2 separate regions of the Homo sapiens genome follow, and region 1 is linked to region 2. The links are chromatin loops, found by intact Hi-C in ENCODE. Cell type or tissue: heart right ventricle. All regions are shown on one strand. Links, peaks and the distances in the headings refer to the core of each region. The heading gives the core; the rest is flanking DNA. Region 1 overlaps LOC124900189. Region 2 has its middle 54 kb from the start of MIR4277.

The links. Peaks named below come from ENCODE experiments on the same cell type or tissue, not always from the same donor. Only the 100,000 strongest peaks of a DNase experiment are listed, where the experiment ranks them.
Region 1: a loop joins it to region 2, with 6 times the contacts of the local background. A loop is called at or near these places in 89 of 110 quality-filtered maps.

Annotation. Positions count from the first base shown.
Region 1 is chr5:1,162,374-1,173,217 of GRCh38, forward strand. LOC124900189 reads right to left here. Exons shown (of 8, transcript XM_047417960.1): 8 at 10,723-10,844. It overlaps TERLR1 (TERT regulating lncRNA 1), which reads right to left. Exons shown (of 5, transcript NR_109911.1): 5 at 10,723-10,844. Among named protein-coding and RNA genes, the nearest start is that of TERLR1, 11 kb to the right of the region's middle. RefSeq lists enhancers at 5,183-5,704, 5,705-6,224, 7,461-7,630 and a cis regulatory region at 7,546. In heart right ventricle, for the core only: a CTCF peak has its summit at 5,954 (motif pointing right); DNase peaks (open chromatin) are centred at 5,552 and 5,968; H3K4me3 peaks cover 330 bases; H3K27me3 peaks cover 809 bases.
Region 2 is chr5:1,649,159-1,660,002 of GRCh38, forward strand. No RefSeq gene overlaps it. Among named protein-coding and RNA genes, the nearest start is that of MIR4277, 54 kb to the right of the region's middle. In heart right ventricle, for the core only: a CTCF peak has its summit at 4,944 (motif pointing left); DNase peaks (open chromatin) are centred at 5,173 and 6,443; H3K27me3 peaks cover 6,576 bases.

The DNA.
Region 1 (10,844 bases), core at 1,706-9,705, 490 kb before region 2:
ACTCTGGCCGAGACCCCTGCCCACTCACTGGTTGGTGGCCGGCCAGCCGCCCACCCCACGTCAGCAAAGCCAGCTGCCCGTGGCCCGAGGATGTGTCCTCGCCATGTTCCTACGGCCAGTCCTCCTGAGGCCACCGTGACCCCGAGGGGTCCCGTGACGGGACAGGCAGCTGACCCAGCACTGGCCACGCGGCCACCCACTGGAACAGGATGAGAGGAAGCTCCCGGGCAGCAGAAACCAAGCCACCCTCCCCTAGTCACCCCTGCATTTGTCATGTGCCTCCTGCATCTGAGGATGCCCTTCGAGGCCCTGGGGGTGGGGGGTGGGTGTGTCCTCTCTCAGACTAAGGAATCCGTGTCTAAGGTGCGGCTGCCCTTGGGATTTTGCAGGGTGGGTGACGTGCAAAGGGTGGGTGATGTGCACAGGGTTGGGCCTAGGGTAGAATTTGGGCTCTAGGGGACTCTGAACAGAGCGGAAACGTAACATCCAGACGTTCAGGGGCCTGGCTTTTGGGTGCAGCCTCCACCTGGCAGCAGGTTCTGTTCAGGGACAGGGGCTGAGAGCTGGCGCCTGCCCCAGCCTAGTGAGGATGCCAACGAAGGCAACTTCTGCTTTTCTTGAGGAAGAAACTTGGCTTTTGACTGGCCGGATTCAATGATTTTTCTTCCCTCCGAAACATTCCCTCCTGTCACTAGACTCTTTTCTTTTTGATATCTGTTTCTTTCTTTCTTTAACAATGAGCTCAGCACAAGGGGTGTGTTTGCCACCTGTCAGGAGGCAGCTAAGGGCTTATTGTAAGAACTTCTTTTCTTCCCATGGCAGCACTGGGGGAGAGGCCATGGCTGTCCCCATTTTATAGAGGAGCAAACCAAGGGCCACAGCCGTCGGTCACCTTGCTAGGAAGAAGAGGAGGGGAATTTAGGCCCAGCAAGCCGGTGAGCGGCTGGAGCTGTCAGCTTGGTGCTGGGCTGGGCGCCAGGAAGGCCTTGAGTGCTGGAGGGGCTCTCGGTGGCCTCAGAGTGTCTCTATAACCTCCCATTCCCACTCCTGTGCTCTGCAGTAAGCTCTGGGGCTCCCCACTGGGAGGGTGGCTGTGCTCCTGCCCCTTGGGGACTTCCTGGGGGCAGAGGTCTGAGCCATCTCCAGGGCCGGCCCCTGCAGCGCTCAGTTTAGGTGCGATACAAGGGTCTGGCTAGCCAGGTGTGGGGGCCGGTCACGGGCTGAGGGTTGAGGGAACCGTAACATTTCTGGACGCGTTTTTCTGTGGAGCAGGCAAGGTGGTCTGGTCAGGGTGGTGGTCTCCCCTGGGCCGTGGCAGGGGTATGGGGACACTGAACCACAGTCGTGGGGTCCACGGCCCAGTTCCAGTAGCCAATCAGGGGCACATGGTCCTGGTTCTTACCTTGGCTCATTGAGCAGCTGTGCCCAGTGCTGTGGGGTCAGGGGTGACATCCCAGATGGGTCTCCTGGATTTGGGCTGAAAGATCAGTCTTGGGGTACCCCCAGGGTCAGGGTGCTCAGAAACCCCCATGGTGGGCCTGGCCTGCCTTCCTGGCCTGCAGCCCTGCCTGATGCCAAAAGGTCACTGGGCCAGTCCTTGCCCACGGGCCCCTCCCCACGGTGAGACCTGCCCCACTTGAAACTTGCAAACATGGAAACTTGGCGATCTGACCCATGGCCTGGCCCAGCACTGCGACCTGATCCTGCGGCCCTGTGGGCCCCGGGCTCCCCATCGAGGTTGGGTTTCTAGGCTGCCTCAGCCTGTTCCAGCGAGAGGCGCTCGGGGTACGCTGGCCCAAGCCCCGCTGAGGTGCCTCCCAAGGAGGAGCCTGTGACCCTCAAGTGCAGGGGGTTGCAGATGCCCGTGAGCTCTGTCTCCCTCGTGAGTGGCCTGGGCACTGCTGCACGCGGGTGGTGGGGGCTGTGGCCCACCAAGGATTCAGCCTGGTAAGCGGCAGTGGGTGGGAAGGATGGTGTGGGCTCACTTGAGGGTCATGGGAGTCCGAAAGACTGGGGGACAGACTCAGGCCCGGGGAAGTCACATCCACAGGGACATCAGGTGCCCCCCTTGGGCCACCAGGACCAGACACATAGCACCCTGGACTCTCATCTCACAGTGTGGATCTGTGCACACACAAACATAGACACAGATGCACACAGATAAACACACACAGAGATATACACAGAAATACACACAGACATGCAGATACACAGAGACACAGATGGAGACACACAAATATGGAGACACACACAGATACACACAGAAATAGACACAGATACACACAGACATACACAGACACACAGATATGGAGACACACACACCGACACACACACAGAAATACCGACACACACAGCCAGCTGCTCCACCTTTGTGACCCCACCACCTCCTCCAGGGGCCCACCCTGATTGACTGAGAAGCTTTTGCTCCTAATTTGCTGAAATGAAGCCACCAGCGCTGGGGGGAGTGTGGCCCCGTGTCCCTTGAGCTCCCCGTGTCCCTTGCGCTCCCCGTGCTGGCCTCAGAGACCACATGTTCTAGCTGCATGAACAGCCAGCACACGGATAAATCCGTCTCCAGAGGGTACTTTTCGTGCAGAGCCAGTCGGCTGGGCCCTTTTTCTCCCTGCAGGACACCCTGTGTCTCTGTGGGAGGAGGGCAGTGATGCGGAGTGGGGAGTCCTCCTCAATCAGATAACATTGTGTCTCCCAGACGAGAGGCCCATGAAGGTCAGGGAGGGCACAGGGCTCTCGGAGGGAGTGTCTGGGGCCAATGTCACAACCTCTGCTTCACGCCCTTTCCAGACACAAGCGCAGACACTGAGCAAGGAGGAAGGAAGCTGAGACTCTGCGGGCCCGGGGACTGGCAGGAGCTCTTGTCCATGAGTTGAAGCTGTAGCACCAGGGTGGGGACAAGCCGGGCCCATGGTTTCCAGGGCCTCTGTCCTCCGTCCACCTGAGAGTTGTGCCTTGAGACAGGAGGCACTGGGCAGCCAGCACAGCCGCACTTTGAACAGCCATGCAGAAGCCTCCACCCAGGCAGCCCCTCCTCCCAGGCTGGCCGCACCATCCTTCTGATGAAGAAAAACCAGGTTCAGCCCTCTCTTATCGGGACACAAAATAAGGGCCCTGGCGCACCAGAGCAGGGTCATCCCCCTAGGGTGCAAGGAGGTGTTTTGGCCTCTAAGGACACAAAGAGCTGAGTGGAAAGACCAGCCCCTTCTAAGGGGGCGCGTAGAGGTGGATGTAAAGGGCCCCGCCCAGAGCTGGAAAAATGCTGGCCCCAGGCCACATCCTGGAGACTGAGGCTGCGCCTACTGGGAGACCAGGAGCCTTTACCTTTGCAAGGAGCTCCTGGGTGGTCCCAGTGAGTAACGCCCTGAGAGGTTACACCCATATCTCTCAGGAGTCAGGCTCCTGCCTCTGTGTGGAGCATAGTTCACAGAGACTGGTGCATGGGACACAGGCCACTCAGGGACAGTAGGGTAGATCCAGCTCCAGGGCCTGAGGAACAAATCACCTACTCATTCATTCACTCATTCTTTCATTCACTCATGAACCCATCCATCCAGTAATCCACCCACCCATCTCCCCATCCATCCATCCATCCATCCATCCACCCACCCATCTATCCATCCATCCATCCACCCACTCACCCACCCATCTGTCCATCCATCCATCCATCCATCCACCCACTCACCCACCCACTCATCTGTCCATCCATCCATCCATCCATCCATCCATCCAATCATACATCCATCCTTCCATCCACCCATCCTTTCACCCACCCTTTTATCTACCCACCAACCCACCCATCTATCCATCCATCCATCCATCCACCTAACCATCTATCCATCCTTGCACCCACTCATCTACCCATCCATCCATCTATCCACCTACTCACCCACCCACTCATCTATCCATTCATCCATCCACCCACCCACCCATCCTTTCACCCACCCTTCTATCTATCCACTTACCCACCCATCTATCCATCCATCCATCCATCCACCCATCCATCCATCTGCCCATCCACTCACCCACCTATCCATCCATTCATCCATCCATCCATCCACCCACCATTCATCCATCCATCCATCCACCTATCCACCCACCCACCCATCTATCCATCCATCCATCTATCCATCATTCCATTCACCCATAAATCCATCCATCCACCCACTCATCTGTCCATCCATCCATCCATCCATCCACCCACTCTTCAGATAGAAATCTATCCACCTACCCACCCATCTATCCATCCATCCATCCATCCATCCATCCACCCACCCAACCACCCACCTATCTACTCATCCATCCACCCATCCATCTACCCACCTATCCATCTATTCATCCATCCACCCATTCATCCATCTACCCATCCACCAATCCATCCATTCATGGTACGGGGATGTGCAGAGAATGAGATACCTTATGTGGCTGGGGACACAAAGGGAAACCTCCCAAGGTAGCAGTCCTGAGACGTCTGCCATCAGGAGGGAAGTGAGAGGCACTGAAGGGGTGTGTAGGGAACCCAGGGAAGGTCAGTCGTGGGGTGGGCAGTGCAGGGAGAAGAAGCATGGGGGAAGCACCTGCCCATCAGGTTGATGCCAGGGGTTCAGAGCAGTTAAGAAGAGCCAGGGCCGGGCGCGGTGGCTCACGCCTGTAATCCCAGCACTTTGGGAGGCCGAGGCGGGCGGATCACGAGGTCAGGAGATCGAGACCATCCTGGCTAACAAGGTGAAACCCCGTCTCTACTAAAAATACAAAAAATTAGCCGGGCGTGGTAGCGGGCGCCTGTAGTCCCAGCTACTCGGGAGGCTGAGGCAGGAGAATGGCGTGAACCCGGGAGGCGGAGCTTGCAGTGAGCTGAGATCGCGCCACTGCACTCCAGCCTGGGCGACAGAGCGAGACTCCGTCTCAAAAAAAAAAAAAAAAAAAGAAGAGCCAGAAGGTGTTCAGGCAGAGGGACCCCCAGGCTACCAGCGTCAGGAAATAAATGACACAGATTTGCAGAGAGAGGCCGTGGTCAGTCCTGCCTCCAGCTTCCTGGCCAGCCCTGCCTGCCCAGACATCTGAGTCAAAGTAGCCTCTGTCTTCTGTTGTTATTTTCAACATGTGTGCCTGCCACTTACGGTCCAGAAGGTGATGATGACAAGCACTGAAATAACCTTCTTGATCCAGGTGCTTCCTTTCTCCACAAAGGCCTCCCTCAACCTAGAAGGCTCCGTGGCTCTTTATGGCCAAGCAAAACCCTGAGTGGTTTCAGGGCTCTTGGTAGCTCCTGCCCACTCCACACACACATAATCTTAGTCCCATCCTCCCTGCTACAAATTCCTGCAAGTTTCGTACTCAGGAAATGCAGCTGGGGATGGGCACATCTGGGTACCAGGTGCTTTCAGAAGAAGCAGGTGTGGTCAGGGTGCAACTTATGGCAAAAACAGAACTTTCGGTCAAAAATGTCCTGTGCATGGTGACTGAGCACCACCTTGCGGACAAACTGCCAGTGAGCCGAGCCCTCCGGGACAGATGCTGGCAGTGGGGGAGGTGGACTCCGTGTAGACAGCTGCGTCCACCTGCATCAACACCACCCCAGAAAGCTCGGTCCTGGCCTTGCTGTTGGCCCTCGCCCAGGGGTAATATTGGCCTGGCCATCTCTGTCCCAGGCATGCTTTGCCTGCTCCAGAACCCCACAGGACAGGGCCCCCGGCTTCCCGTCTCCTCGCCCACCGTGCTCCTGACATTGCGTCCACAGCTCCGTCCACAGCCCCTGCCCCTGGTGCTGAGCAGCACTCCATGGCACAGATGTGCCACAGCTGCCAGTCACGCTCCTGAGCCTGGACTCTGTGTCATCTCCAGTTTGGCGCAATTACAATATTGAAACACAGCGGCCACGAACCTTCCTGTGCCTGCATGTGGGCAGATGTCTGCGTCCATTTCTCTCTGGTAAACACCAGGGGGAGCCGCTGGGTCACAGAGTAGAAGGATGTTGCATTTCCTGAAAAAGTGCCACACTCTTCCAAATGCCTGTGCCCTTTCCCACGCGTGGGGCCCCTGCCCATTTCGTAAGGCAGATCCGCCTCCATGCCGCACTGCCTCCTCCGTATTTTTGGCATTCGGTTGCTGAAATAGAACAACAGCCATCTCTGCTCAGCACTGTCCATTCTAGGAACCTGCAAGCATTTCATATACATGATGCTATTTTGGCAGAATCCTTAAAAACACAAGTGTTACTACGATGGACAGATGAGTAAACTGAGGCATAGAGCAAGAGATAACTTGCCTGTTTCTGCTTGTTGGTGTTGAGCTCAGTTGCCCCAACCCCCATCAGGCTGGCCCTGACACAGAGGCCTTGGTCTCCCTCAAAAACCATGATTCTCAAGGTCATAAAGATCCCAACACACGCCCCATCACAGGACCCCACCGCACAACTTCCTGAAATGACCACCCCCCAGCCACCGCCCAGAGGCCCCGTGTGCAGCCCTGACCACCAGGCCGGCCCACTTACAACACACAGGATCTATTTCTAGGGACCCAGGGCCTTAGGCTGTTGCGTCAGCCCAGAGATGGTGCGTGGCGAAGCTCCCAGTGCAATGAGAAATTGTGGTCTTGATTTGTATCCAACCAGACGTTTAATATCCGAGACCGTGCCCTGTGGTATGATGGTTGGCGGCAGGCGCTCTGGAGCCTAGTTGGCTTGAGGCCTAACTGCTGCTCTGGCAACGGTGCCCAATTTTCTCAAAAGTGCGATCGTCCGTAACGATAGCACCAGGGTGGTAGCTGTGAGGTTTGAGAGTCCCAGCACCTACTGGGACTAGAGAGCCCCAAACACCCAACGATGACTAAGACTCCTGAAGTCTGCGGGTGCCTGGAAACGGCGTGAGGGACGCCTGGGCCCTGGACAGAGCTGCCTCCTCCTGCCCGTCTTGCCTTGCCGCCTCCCCGCACACTACCAACATCCCCAGCTCCAGGGCCCAGGTGGATCCACGGGTTCCCCACACGGCCAGCTCTCCGGTGTCCTGGGGTTGGTTCAGTGATGCAAGCATCACCCCGTTGGGATCTGTCATGTCTGGGATTTCCAGGAGGGATCACGAGATTAGAAACGTGGCCGAGGCCTGGTGCTTCGTGGACGAGAGCTGTGGGAATCGCATTAGGGTCTGGGGAGGTCAGGGCGGCCCCTTGTGCCCCAACCCCCAGAGGACCCTCTGGTTCCTGGAGGCAAGCCCGCCATGCTCATGTATGACTCTGGAGACCAACCACGCTGGCGCAGGGGTGGTGCAACTCAGGAGGCGAGAGCCTCACTGATGAGGAAAATGTCACCCTAATGAGGAAAGTGCCATGTACCTGGGTAAGGTGGTGTCTGCTGGAGACTGGAGACTGCGCCTCCCAGCCCAAGCCTGCCGAGCACGGGGGCTCCTGGGGGGCATGGCAGGGCATCAGCCCCAATGAGGACAGGACAGCCAGGGTCTGAACCCTAAAGGCTACAGCAGGGAAGGAGGGGAGGAGGGAAGGAGGGCCGGGGGCTGGCCATGACCGGTGTGAGACATGGCCTTGGTGTCTGTCCCCCGCCAACAGACCAAGTCGGGTCACAAAAGGGCCTCCGTTTCAGGACAGCTGGCTCAGAAGGAGAACAGAGCACAGAGCCTTTGGTGAGGGAGCAGGGCCTGAGACAAGGCCGGCCCTCCTGTCCTGGACGTCTCGTGTCCCTCAGCTCATAGCCCTGTCCACTAAAAAAGGAGTCAAGCTTTTAAATAAGGGAAGTTCATCTTATTTGGAAGTTTTTCTGAGCACTGCAGCCCGGGAGGGGTCTTTCAGAGGCACATGGTCAGGCTGCTGCGGAACAGTCCCAGCTCCTGGCACAGCTCTGGTGATGCAGCTCGAAATGTGCACAGAAGTCACGGAAGAGCAGAGTCACACGGAGCTGCAGTGGGTTACAGAGAACGTCTGGATTATAGACGCAGAAGTCACGGAAGAGCAGAGTCACACGGAGCTGCAGTGGGTTACAGAGAACGTCTGGATTATAGACGCAGAAGTCACGGAAGAGCAGAGTCACACGGAGCTGCAGTGGGTTACAGAGAACGTCTGGATTATAGACGCAGAAGTCACGGAAGAGCAGAGTCACACGGAGCTGCAGTGGGTTACAGAGAACGTCTGGATTATAGATGCAGAAGTCACGGAAGAGCAGAGTCACACGGAGCTGCAGTGGGTTACAGAGAACGTCTGGATTATAGACGCAGAAGTCACGGAAGAGCAGAGTCACACGGAGCTGCAGTGGGTTACAGAGAACGTCTGGATTATAGACGCAGAAGTCACGGAAGAGCAGGGTCACACGGAGCTGCACGTGGGTTACAGAGAACGTCTGGATTATAGACGCAGAAGTCACGGAAGAGCAGAGTCACACGGAGCTGCGTGTGGGTTACAGAGAACGTCTGGATTATAGAGAACGTCTGGTTACGGAGAAAGCCTGGATTGTACTGAATGTCCGATTACAGAGAATGTCTGGTTGTAGAGAACGTCTGGATTACAGAGAATATCTGGATTAAAAAGAACATCCAGGGCCGGGTGCGGTGGCTCACGTCTGTCATCCCAGCACTTTGGGAGGCCGAGGTGGGCGGATCACCTGAGGTCAGGAGTTTGAGAGCAGTCTGACCAACATGAAGAAACCCCGTCTCTACTAAAAATACAAAATTAGCTAAGCATGGTGGTGCATGCCTGTAATCTCAGCTACTAGGGAGGTTGAAGCAGGAGAATCGCTTGAACCTGGGAGGTGGAGGTTGCAGGGAGCCAAGATCTCACCATTGCACTCCAGCCTGGGCAAAAAGAGTGCAACTGTCTCAAAAAAAAAAAAAAATCTGGATTATAGAAAACATCTGGTTACAGAGAATGTCTGGATTATACAGAATGTCTGGTTAGAGAGAATATCTGGTTGCAAAGAACATCTGGATTATAGAGAAGGTTACAGAGGACAACTGGTTATAGAGAAAGTCCAATTACAGAGAACTTCAGTTTACACAGAACATCTGGATTACAGAGAACGTCCAGATTATACAGAATGGTTACAGAGAATGTCTGGTTACAGATCCCAGAGGCATAATTACCAACCCTGCCAGACCTTATCTCGTGCAGGACACAGCAAGGACGTGAGTCACGTACCGTCTTTAAGGAATGGAGTGGCTCAGGCAGGAGTCGGGGTGACGCATTGTCAGTTCATTGTGTCTTCAGAGCATCTTTCCAGCAAGCGGCAGTCATCACAGTCGGGTTGAGAAATGAGGCTGCAAGTGGCAGTGGGCACACACGGCTCCTCGTGCTGCTCCTTTGCCTCACAGCCCCCTTGTTCTTGGTCCTACAGCATCTTCCTGCATCGTCCACCCTCCACCCTGCTGCCTGTCCCCATCCTTGGTTGAAGTGGATGCCCAGATCCCACGAGTCTAAATATTCAGTTTTAAATCTCAGGACAAACTGTCACATAAAGTCAGCTCTGGGCCGTCACAGTGACCCACAAGGCCAGGATCCAGGTAGAATCTTGGCTCTCCGCATTCAGAATGGGATCTCTGGCCCAGGCCTCAGGGGGACAAGCTGCCCCCTCCACCCAAGCCCTGAAGGCTCCAGGACGCGCACCCTCAGTCCTCACACTGTCATGGGTGTGTAACCTGCCCCAGCACTGTCCAGCAAAGAGGGAGACCCAGCAAAGTGGGAAATGGGAAGGTGGCCTCCTCTGCCCCACCCCATCCCCCAGCAGCCTGGGGAGATCAGGAACACGGCGCTGCCCACAGAGGACCCTCCTGGCCCACCGTCCCCTCGTGGCGGGTATCTGCCCTGTGGGCTCGTGAGCTCTGACTTGACTATGGGCGGTGTGGGGGTGTCCACAAGGCTGTGCGTGGAGGCATGAGCCACCTGGGTGACCCCACCACAGGGACGGAAGCCAGCAGCATGGCTGGGGTGGGAACACTGCCTGGCTGGTACCCTGATTCCCCACCTGGATCTGGGGAGTTGGGCCTCTCTGGGGAGGCTTCCCTGACCAAGTGCCATGGGATCCCGGGATGCAAGGAACTTCCCGTCACCCTATAATGGCCAGTAGGTCCGGGGCTCCTCGCAAGCCCTCCCCTGGCCGAGGCCCCCTTCCGGTCCAGGATTCTGCAGAGTGACCAAGACCCGGGAGAGTCAGTCCGGAGTAGAAACCACCATACGGGCCCGGCCTGGTGGCTCACGCCTGTAATCCTAGCACTTTGGGAGGCCGAGGTGAGTGGGTTGCCCAAGCTCAGGAATTCGAGACCAGCCTGGGCAACGCGGTGAAACCTCGACTCTACTAAAATACAAATTAGCTGGGCATGGCAGCGTGCACCTGTAATCCCAGTTACTCCGGAGACTGAGGCAGGACAATTGCTTGAACTCGGCACGTCCGGAACTGGTTCCTTCCGGTGGGTTCTTAATCTCACTGACTTCAAGAATGAAGCCACAGACCCTCGGGTGAGTGTTGCAGTTCTTTGTGTCCGGAGTTCCTTCCGGTGGGTTCCTGGTCTCGCTGACTTCAGGAGTGAAGCCACAGACCTTCACAGGGAGTGTTACAGCTCTTACAGGTGGCGCGTTTGGAGTTGTTGGTTCCTCCCAGTGGGTTCGTGGTCTCGCTGGCTTCAAGAATGAAGCTGCAGACCTCTGCGGGGAGTGTTATAGCTCATAAAGGCAGTGAGGCCCCAAAGAGCAAGCGGCAACAAGATCTATTGCAAAGAGCAAAACAACAAAGCCACCAGGGTACCGAGAAGGACCCAAACGGTTTGCCACTGCCGGCTCGGCTACCAGCTTTTTATTCCTTTATTTGACCCCGCCCACATCCTGCTGACTGGTCCATT
Region 2 (10,844 bases), core at 1,594-9,593:
AAAAAATTAAAAATAGAGCTACCCTATGATCCAGCCATCCCCGCTGATGGGTATTTATCCAAAGGAAAGGGAATCCTGTGTGAAAGGGAATCTGGGCCCCCCTGTTTACTGCAGCACTGTTCACAATGGCAAAGATATGGAATCAACCTAGGTGCCTATCAATGGATGAATGGATACAGAACACGTGATATCTATTCGCGATGGAATACTCTGCAGCCATACACAAGAATGAAATCATGTCGTCTGCAACAACATGGATGGAATTGAAGGCTGTCATGTTAAGGGAAGTAAGCCGGGGTAGAAAGACAAATGTACCATGTTCTCACTCATTTGTGGGCACTGAAAGAGTGGCTCTCACAGAGGCAGAGAGTTGGCTGGTGGTTCCCAGAGGCTGGGCAGGGTGTGTGGGTGAGAGGCAGACAGAAAGTGAGGCTGGTTACGGGGCACAAACATGCAGTCAGGGGAAGGAGTAAGTTCCAATGTTCCATAGAACAGTTCACAGACCAAAGGCAACAATCATTTACTGTTTCCTTCCTTCCTTTCTTCCTTCCTTCCTTCCTTCCCTTCCTCCCTCCCTTCTTTCTTTCTCTCTCTCTCTTTCTCTCTTTCTTTTCCTTCTTTCTCTTTCTTTCTCTCTTTCTCTCTCTCTCTCTCTTTCTTTTTCTTTCTCTCTCTCTCTCTTTCTCTCTTTCTTACTTTCTTTATTTCTTTTTGACAGAGTCTCACTCCAGGCTGGAGTGCAGTGGAGGCATGATCTCGGCTCACTGCAACCTCCGCCTCCTGGGTTCAAACGATTCTCCTGTCAGCCTCCCGAGTAGCTGGGATTACAGGTGTGTGCCACCATGCCTGGCTAATTTTTGTGTTTTCAGTAGAGACAGGGTTTTGCCATGTTGGCCAGGCTGGTCTCGAACTCCTGACCTCAGGTGATCCACCTGCCTTGGCCTCCTAAAGCGCTGGGATTACAGGTGTGAGCCACTGCACCTGGTCCGCTGTATATTTCAAAATAGCTAGAAGAACTGGAATCTTCCCAACAGAAAGAAAGAGTAGATGTTCCAAGTGATGGATATACTACATACCCTGATTTGATCACTACATGCTGTGTGCACAATCAAAATATCACAACTGCCCTGTAAATATGTACAATTATTATGTATCAATAAACACTTTTCAAAAAATTTTAGATTTGATTACAAAGACATTAAACCCTGTGACACTTCAAAAAACACCATAACAAAACAAACAAAATCCAACAAAAACCGGAAGCACGCTGTGACGGTTTTGACATCTGATGTCCTCAGTGTCTAGAGGTCTTACGGGAAGAAGGAAGGCGCAATCGAATGAAGTTAGATGTGGAAATAGAATCACAACAACCCAGGAAGATGCAATTTGAGTTTTAACGATGAATTTAGCAATTTGCTTAAAAATAGTAATAGTCAATGTTGGCAAATATTCAGAGGAATATGCGTTTTCAGATACTAGTAGCAAAAGTATCAGCATAATTTTGTTCTGGAGAGGGGTTTGGTAATATGCACCAGAAGCCTTCCAATGTGGCTGACCTAGCAATGCTGCCTTTAGGGTGATAAACTGGCAAGTGGTCAAAATCCGCTCTGTGGCCTGTTGCTGCACGGCCAAGAGCTCGGAATGGTCCGTTACTGTGAAAACGATTAGCGAATAAGGAAGAGTGTGCGGTGGAGACCATCTTCCCCGTCCCCGCCCCCAGCACAATACTGACTCTCTAGCTGTCTGCAGAGCACGTTTGCAGACCCCTGATCTATGTGGAGGAGTAAACAAGTAAACAACAAAACGGTCCAGGTGTTCATTTTGCAGCATTTAGAAAATGTTGGTAAAAATAAAATAAAGAAATAAAGGGCCTAAATGTCCGTCTTTCCAACCTCATGGAAGTAGTTCAATCGATTCTGGCAAATGCAAATCCTGTCGTGTTCGGCAGCCGCTACAGGTAGACAGTGCTGCTGAAGAACTTCCAGTAACATGAGAAAACACTCATGAGAGGGTCGTGCTAAGTGAGAGCATTAAGTTATACAGACGACTTTATTCCAATTTTAATTTGAAGGTGTGTAAATAGAAAGAAATGGAAAGAAAGAAAATACTTGAACATCTTAATTACTGGGTGTTCATCCCGGGTGTGGGGAAGCAGGGGCTTCGGGTGAGGGTGGTGGGGGGTATGAGGAGTTTGGAGGTGGGTGGGAGGGGATCCCTAAAGTGACAGAGTCCTGGGAGCCCAGGGCTTGGAAGCTCACCACCTGGCAGTGCAGCCATGGGATCCAGACAGCTTCGCTGGACAGACGCACCGTGAGGGCTGGGGTGGGTCCTGGGGAGGGCAGGGCCAGAAAAGGGTGGGGCTGGGGAGAGTGGGGTCAGGGGAGGGCGGGGCTGGGGAGGGATGAGGCCTGGGGAGGGGTGAGGCCTGGGGAGGGTAGGGCCTGGGAAGAGTGGGGGATGGGGAGGGGTGAGGCCTGGGGAGGGTAGGGCCTGGGAAGAGTGGGGGATGGGGAGGGGTGAGGCCTGGGGAAGGTGGGGCTGGAAGAAGGTAGGGCTGGGGAGGGGTGGGGCTGGGGGAGGGATGAGGCCTGGGGAGGGGTGAGGCCTGGGGAAGGTGGGGCTGGGGAGGGGGGGGCCACAGAGGGCAGGGCAGGGGTAGGGCAAGGCTGGGGAGGGATGATGCCTGGGGAGGGGTGGCCTGGAGATGTCAGGGCTGGGGAGGGTAAGGCTGGGGAGGGATGAGGTCTGGGGAGGGGTGGGGCTGGGGGAGGACCGGCCTGTGGGGCAGGGCCTATGGGGGCATGGGGCCTGGGTCCTCGGGGCCTGGGACAGTGTCACTCTTCCCTTCCTTGGCTCATCCTGTGACCCGAAGAGCCTCTGCCAGGCCCTGGGCTCCTGCTGAGCTCCTGCTGAGAACAAGGCAGCCTGGTTTTTCTTTGATCTCCTGCCCCGAAGGTTGATGAGGGGATGGAGGGTCTGGAGCAATGGCCCAGACAGGGTGGAAGTTCCCTGGGGAAGAAGGGGGTGCCTGGAGTGGGTGGGTGGTCAGGGACCTTTCGAGAGGAGGGGTCTCAAGGTGAGGGCTCCTCAGGCCCCCGAATGTGGGGCAGGGTGGGTGCACAAGCAGAGGCTGTGGGGGAGGTGCTGGGCAAGGGAAGGGCAGGGCCCATTCTTAGGAGGAGCCTGAGAGTGGGACAAGAACAGATAAATTCTCAGGGAGAATGGGGTCCCTCGCCATGGGGGGTCCTGGAACAATCCATGGCGGCCTGTCCCTCTGCCTGCTCCCACCACAGTTCCGTGCTTCTCCAGAGGGCCAGGCTGGCCATGCTGTCCCTAACCCACTCCAGGGACCACATGAGTGTAACAGGATGTAGGAGAGAGCCAGGGCTTGGAAATCCATGATCTGGCCGTGTGGCCATGGGATCTGGCCAGCCTCGCAGGATGCTGTGAGGTGGGGCGAGGGCCGGGTGCAGGGAGGATGCTGTGGGTCTCCCAGGTGCCCTGTGCAGGACAGCAGCCAAGTGCTCCCAGGGGCCACCCTATGTCACACCCAGTGTGGGGGGCCCTGAGGGCAAAGGGTCCAGGGGAGGATATCAGGAGTGCCCTCCCTGTTGGAGGCTGGACTGGCCCTCCTTCCCCACAAGTGGGTTTTAGGTTGGGGCAGGAGGGAGGGACTTAGGAATGAACACGATCAGAGTAGACTCTGCTCCTGCTTCCTTGGGCCCCCACCAGCCTGGTGACTTGCTGGGGGGACACGAGGAAGATGGGGCGTGGCTGAGGCTTGGGCGGTGGGGAAGAGCCAGCTTGGGCCGGGTGTCTCTCTGTGAGGGGAGGGACCCTGGCAGGCCACGCCGAGGCCTCACAAGGAACTTGTGGTTGATGCTTTCCAAAACAGGCCCTTGGCATTTGGGTGACAGCCAGGCAGAGCTAGCTTGGTGGTGGAAGCCACTGACAGCGCCGGTTTCCCGATGAAAACTTGACGTTCGTGTTTTGAGAGCTAGCTGGGGAGACTGGGAGCTGGGTCCTCTCGGAGTGCCAGGTCAGCCGATGGCGTGTGGCCTTACGTGTGGGGTGGGGTCCCCTGTCCAGGGGTCTGAGCTTCTCACGCCTCTGGGCCCTCCGTGCTCCAGCGTTCTCAGGTTCTTTTTTTTTGGGGGGACCTTGTGGGGGCCACACATCGCGCCTGACTCCCCAGACGGATGGACCTGGCTGCTGCCTCCCCGTCCCCGGGAAGCGGCTGGCCAGTGCATCAGGGAACACAGGTCTCTTTCCTCTGTCTTCCTCCATCAGGCTCCGGAAAAGCTTTCCCCAGAGAAGACACCGGACAGCAGGGGCCGCCTCCCGTAGCTCTTGTGACCCAGCCTGTTTCTGCATCTGAGCTGCGTCCTCTGGGTGGGGGTGTCTGCACCTGGGGTGTGTGTGAGAGGATGAGGGAGGGAGCGTGCCTGTGCCTGTGTGCGTGCAACTGTGTTCCTGCAGGCTGTGCCTCTCTGTGCACGTGTGTGCAGCCATGCGTGCGTGTTCACACGTGTGGAGTGTGTGCGTGCGTCCGTGCCTGGGTGTTGCGGGTGGTGAGGCTGGCAGAGCGTCCTGACCCCTCGGGCCCCAGGCCTTGTCCCTCTTCTCCGTGTCCCAATCTTCCTTCAACCGCCCGCCCCGCCCCTGCCTTTGGTGGCCTGGAGTCCCCACCAGCTCTGGGTACTAGGGCGCCGGGCAGCGCGGGAACTAACGGGCTGAGTCTGTGGGGTCGGGATGACTGAAAACAGGCCCTGTCTTCGGTTTAGGCTCAGGCGGAAACCCCCCGGGGGCCTCTGGGGGCTGCGGTCGGTGCCAGGGGTCCCGGGCAGCTGCCTGAACGCGCACAGCGGCTCCTGCCCCGCAGCCTCCGCCCCGCGCCCGCGTCCTCGGGCCGGCAGCGCCCCCTGGTGCCGCCTCGGGTCTGTGCAGGGCCGGGCGGGCTGCGCTGAGCATCTGCGGACGCCTCCGTGGGTGACGGAAGACAGAGGGGCTGACCAGGTCTTCTACAGGTCAGTGGGCGATCAACAGCTGGACGCGTAGCAGGGGGTATCCGGGTGGCCTAAAAGAATTCAGCAAGGCCGACTGCAGGCCGAGGGTCACCAGGAACTGACCTGGAAGGAGTGGATGTGGCCGCCCCAGGACCACCCTGTTCCAGGTGCCCGGCCCTGGCCATGGAGCCCTTGGACTTATTTGTTTCTTTAGCTGCAGCGAGCGGGGTCCCGGTGCTGAGCAGAAGACCCCGTGCTGCGGTCCCTGTGCTCCCTGGCAGCTGTGGGAGGAACTCTGACCTTTGGGGCCCCTGGGCACCTACCCTGTTGGTTCCCGCTCTGGGCTGCCGAGGGCTGGGTGCTGTGCTGTGTGAAAGGCCGTATGGGCGGGGCTTCTGTGTCCCCTGAGTCAGGCACTGCACCCTTATGCTCCCCTCAGGGGCCACACCACCTGCAGTGGTCCCTGGAGAGCAGAGGAAAGGTCCCCCTGGGCCAGATGGGGGCAATTGGTGGGCGGGGCCTGGCTCTACAGGAATGGGGGACCAGGGGCTTTCCCTCCAGGAGTGGTAACAGATCAAAGAACATCTACCCCAAACCAGACCGGACTCAGCACACACCTTATCCAGAGCTCTAAAGACACTAGAGTGGGGAGTAGAGAGAGAAAGAGACCGACAGAGACAGACAGAGGGAGAGATTCAGAGCAAGGTGGGGCAGGGGTGGCAGAGGAGGAGAGACCCCAGCTCTTCTCACCTCACAGACCTCTCGGGCCAGCTTGGCCCCACCCCCACCATCCACCCTGCAACTCCACCCCCACCCGCCCCCTGGGCTGAGCAGAGACCTCTGGGACATGGTCACCTCCACACAGAGCCTGTTCCAGAAGGCAGGACCCCGTCCCTGCCCCAGCTTCTGGCTGGCAGGGCTGTGTCAATGACTTCTGGCCAAGCGACCCCAGGAAATGGCATTCCATGGGGTCAGGTGGCTCCTCAGTGCCTCTTCCCGGCTTTTCATGTAAAATCATGGCAGGTGGCATCAGGCAGTGTCCCACACCCCTACAAGCTCAGGGGGAAGCCACCTTTACCCACAGGGCCAAAATGTGGACGCAGGCTCCCCTCTGGAGTGGACGCGCTGAGGGCACACCCAGGCCCTGGTCCCCTCAGCCGCATCAGAGCAGCACACAGGGCCGGGTGAGGGTGGCCTCCACCCCTCCACCACACCAGGCACAGCTCGGAGCCAGGCCAGAGAGAGGGTGTCAGCTCTGCAATGCATTGAGTAGTTTCCACCCGTGGCTGTGAGGAGCAGCATTTCCTGACAGAAGTTTCTAGCACATGTGTGTTGGCGAGGATGCGGTCGTCTACTTGCTGGGCACACACTGTGCCAGGCTGAGGGGAGGACCCCAAAGATGTGCAGCCCCGCAAACCTGTGAGTGCCGCCTTAGACGGCAACATGATGACAGGTCTGGAGCGGGGAGAGTCTCCCGGGTCACCCACCTGCACCCTGTGCTGTGCCAGGTAGTGGCCCCCCCAACCCCAGATTCATATCCCTCCCCACACCTCAGAATGGGACCCTATCTGGAAATAGGCATTGCAGACGTGATTCATTAAGACGTGGTCATCCTGGAATAGGGAGGCCCTGATCTAGTATAACCCGTGTCCTTATGAGAAGAGGAGAACGCAGGGAGGAGGGCGCCATGAGCAGAGAGGCCCAGCGGGGCCAGGAGCCCACTGAGGGCCACCAGGGGCTGCCGGCCACACCAGATGCTGGAGGGCAGCCGGCCCGACTCTCAGCCTCCAGGAGGCACCAGCCCAGTTCACAGCTACGGATTCCAGACCTTGGCCTCCAGAACTGCGAGACAGGCGTGCACTGTTGCAAGCAGCAGGTGTGGGTGGTTTGCTGTGGCCACCCAGGAAACTCACACAGGTCCTCACTGCAAAGACAATGTCCTTGCAAGGAGGAGGCAGGAGAAGGCGGCCGGTGACCGAGGATGGAAGTGGAGAGAAACTGGAAGACGCTGTGCGGCTGACTCTGCGAGTGGAACCAGCTGCTTCTGTGGAAACTCCTTCGAAGAAGGCTTTTGGGAACCACCTCTGTTTAGGGACAGACTGTGGTGTGACTTATTTCCTGTACAGCAGCTAAGGTGACCCTCAGTCCTTCACATTCCCACTGCATGTCTGGGTTTACAGATCCATCAGCTCTGGCCCGGCCTGCAGGTGCGGGCCGCTTAGGCACTGCCCGATGCCCTCAGCTCCTCCATCCCCTCCGGTCCACCCTGGGGCTGCCCCCGTACTTCCTAAACATGCGGCCCCTCCTGTGCCATGGCCCATAACCGAAGCCACTTGCCCAGGAGGCGCTGTGGGCAGAAGGTGGGGGCCCATGGTACTCTTAGGGGCTCCCAAAGTGCTTCCATTTCTTTTAAAATAAGAAAAATATAAACTTTTAGGTCAAAACAATGTTTTACTCTAAAAAATAATGTTTCATCTTTATCCTGTGGGTGTCAATGCGCACAGTGTTCCCTGTCCGTGGTGTTGGGGGAACTGTAAGTCACAGTGTGGCTCTCCCCAGAATGTGCCTTCCACCTGCGGTCCCCACCTCACTGTCCTATCCTGGCAAGGGCTTCTCAACTCCCAAACCTCAGCTGAGTCTCTCTTCGGTGCCCTGTGGCTGCCATAACAACTAGGATTCATTCTCTCCCAACTCTGAAGGCCAGAAGTCCAAAACGAGGATGCCACCGGGCTGGTTCCTTCCGGAGGCACTTCTGCTACGGACTCAATGTCATCCTCAGATTTGTAAGCTGAAGCCCCCAGCCCCCAAAGTGATGGTCTTAGAAAGCAGGGCCTATGGGGGGTCATGAGGGTGGAGTTCCCAAGATGGGATTTGTGTCCTTGTAAGAGGACGACCACACCAGGGCGCTCCCTCTTTCTCTGCCCCTCTCTCTTTCTCTGTCTCTGGCTCTCCTTCTCTGTTTGTGGCTCTCCCTGCCATGTGAGGACAGAGTGAGAAGGCGCCTACCCCAAGCCAGGAGGAAGGAATTGAGTGGGCTGGGACCTTAATCTTGGCATGTGCAGGCCCCGGGACTGTGAGAAGTCAGCCTCTGTTGTTTGAGCCTCTGGTCGGCGTTTGTTGACTGCCGGAACTGATAGAGATGCCTGCATGCCTCTCCCAGCCTCTGGCAGTGCCAGCAGTTCGTGGCGCCCCGTGGCTGTGTCTCTGCCTCTGCCTTCTCGGCCTCCTTCTCCCTGCATCTCTTCACGTTGTCTTCACTCTGTGTCTCTGTTTGCCCTTCCGATGAGGGCACAAGTTGTGTCTGGGTCCCAGGGCTGATCGGGTGGCCCAAGTAACAGACTGTGCTGTCACGCTGTCTTGCTGAGATCACGGTGTGGGCAGGACCATGACCCTCCCGAAGCTCCAGGGAGTCCCTTCCTGGCCTCTCCCAGGCCCTGGTGCTGCCAGCTGTCCTTGGTGGGTGGATGCCTGCCATAGGTTGGACACTCAATCAGTTACTGTTTGGAAAAATAAGTGAAGCTGGAGTCCCCACCTCCTGACGAAAACTTGTCCAGCCCCCTGTGTGGGGCACATGTGCTAAGTCCCCTTAAAACCTTGTATTTCTTATTTTTATCTTTATTTTCTTTTATTATTATTATTTTTTGAGATGGAGTCTCACTCTCGTGCCCAGGCTAGAGGGCAGTGGCATAATCTCAGCTCATTGCAACCTCTGCCTCCTGGGTTCAAGCAATTTTCCTGTCTCAGCCTCCTGAGAAGCTGGGACTACAGGTGCCCGGCATCACACCCAGATAATTTTTGTATTTTTAGTAGAGATAGGGTTTCACCATATTGGTCGGGCTGGTCTCGAACTCCTGACCTAGGGTGATCCACCGACCTCGGCCTCCCAAAGTGCTGGGATTACAGGTGTGAGCCACCGCGCCTGGCCAAAACCTCCTATTTCTAATTCCCCTGACTTGGGGTGTGAGCTCACCCCTCGTAGGTGACAGTGTACCTGCTCTGCTTTGCAAAGTATCAGGACTGAAGTGTGTCCCTTCTGCTTCATAATTACCCATGGACTCTGTTGTCCCACACCATGTTTGCGTAGTGAACACGCCTGTTAATGCCCATGTACTTCTGTTCATGCACAAAGGCTTAAATGGTTAAACATCTTAAAACAAATATGCTCAGCAAATGGAAATCAAACCCATTTCCTTTTCATTTCAGAGTTGTCCGGGGAAAGCGGACTTGAAAGACGTTGAAATTGGATAGGTAATTAATTCACGTGCACCTACACGAGAAAGCAAAGAATGCACAAAGTATTTGTAACATTTTGTAAGCACTGAAATTAATGTAGTGTGAATTTGTCATTTCTACCAAAAGTTACAGATTTTCTATATTATAATTTAATCTTTTTAATGTAAAAAGAATAGAAATTTTGCCCTTTCTGGCCTCTCGGGAAGCAGGAACTAGTGTATCTAATTATCTGAACACATAAGAACATAAAGGAATACCAAGTAGTGGAATTATAAATCGGCTGGAACAACTCCATGTTTTCTGATTAAACTCTCTTTCTGGGGCCCTTAGCAATCATGTTGCCCCTATGTTCATAGTAATTGCATGTGTCAAAGCAGAGGCTTTGTGTAAATGGGACTGAACGAGTTACAATTTTAATTTAGAAGGAGATAACTGTGTCCGCGGCTAGCAGGCCGGTCGGCGGGTTGGGAGTCTGGTGGAGTGCGAGGGCAGAGGCCCCAGGGCGTCAGGTTGATGGCGGGCGGAGATCTAATCAGGCCACCTCACAACAGCTGAATTGTTAAAAAAGAGAAACGCAATTTACCAACACAAAACCAGCCACCTGCTCTCTTGCCTGCGTTATCCATGTAAAGGAGGGCGTCTAATTTTTTTCATAGCTCAAGGGCAATGAATTTTAACAATGGATACTGCCTTGATCATCAAAACGGTAACAGGCTTAAAATGAGATCTTTTGGATAGACTGGAATCTTAGAAACAAAGCAAAATTCTGTTTTTAACTTTTAAAATGCTCAGTATATGCAGAGGAGTAGCCACTCCTTTATAATTTTTGTGAGGAATCTCAGGTGCATGGATGTTTGAGGTTGCTTTTTACGGAAGGGCATATTCGATTCTCCCAAGCAGGCTGTGCTGACTCAGTCATTCAAAGGAAAAATCCAACGGGCAGGAGCACCTCTGCTTCTGACCCCAGAAGGGTTCTCTCTCTAAGGCTGGAAGGATTCATAGCAAAGTCTCCATCGGGAAGCACCGACTTAGTCACAGGTGAACCCAGTGATGCTGAGGCTGAGCCTCTGCCCACTCCTGCACCCATGTGGCCCGGGGCTCACCACCACACTTGTGTCCTTCCCGTGGGCTCTGAGTGCAGCCCTCTCCCGGGGCAGGGAGGGTGGCCGCGAGCCGGTGGGTTCGCTGGTGCCGGCTGCTCCATTCCTAGCTCCAATCCTGTCTCTTCCAGCTCAGCTTTCCTGCTGGTCTCTCATTTTTGGCACATAAAAAGCCAGCGTTAAAGAAACTCTCCTATGTAGACAAGGGAGGCTGAGCTGGAGGCAAGAGTTGCAGGACTTTAGACTTCATGGCTGTTTCAGTCTGCTCAGCCCTCCCTAACAGGATGCCACAGGCTGGGGGCCCCAAGAACAGATGTGGGTTTCTCACAGGAGGCCGGGGGTCTGAGGTCCGGGTGCCGGCAGGGTTGGGGTCCGAGGAGGGCCCCCTTCTGGTTCACAGACGGCCCCTCCTCCGTGTGTCCTCACACGGCAGAGAGAGAGGAGGCTCTGGTGTCTCTTCTCATACGAGCCCTAATCCCATGACAAGAGCTGCACCTTCATGGCC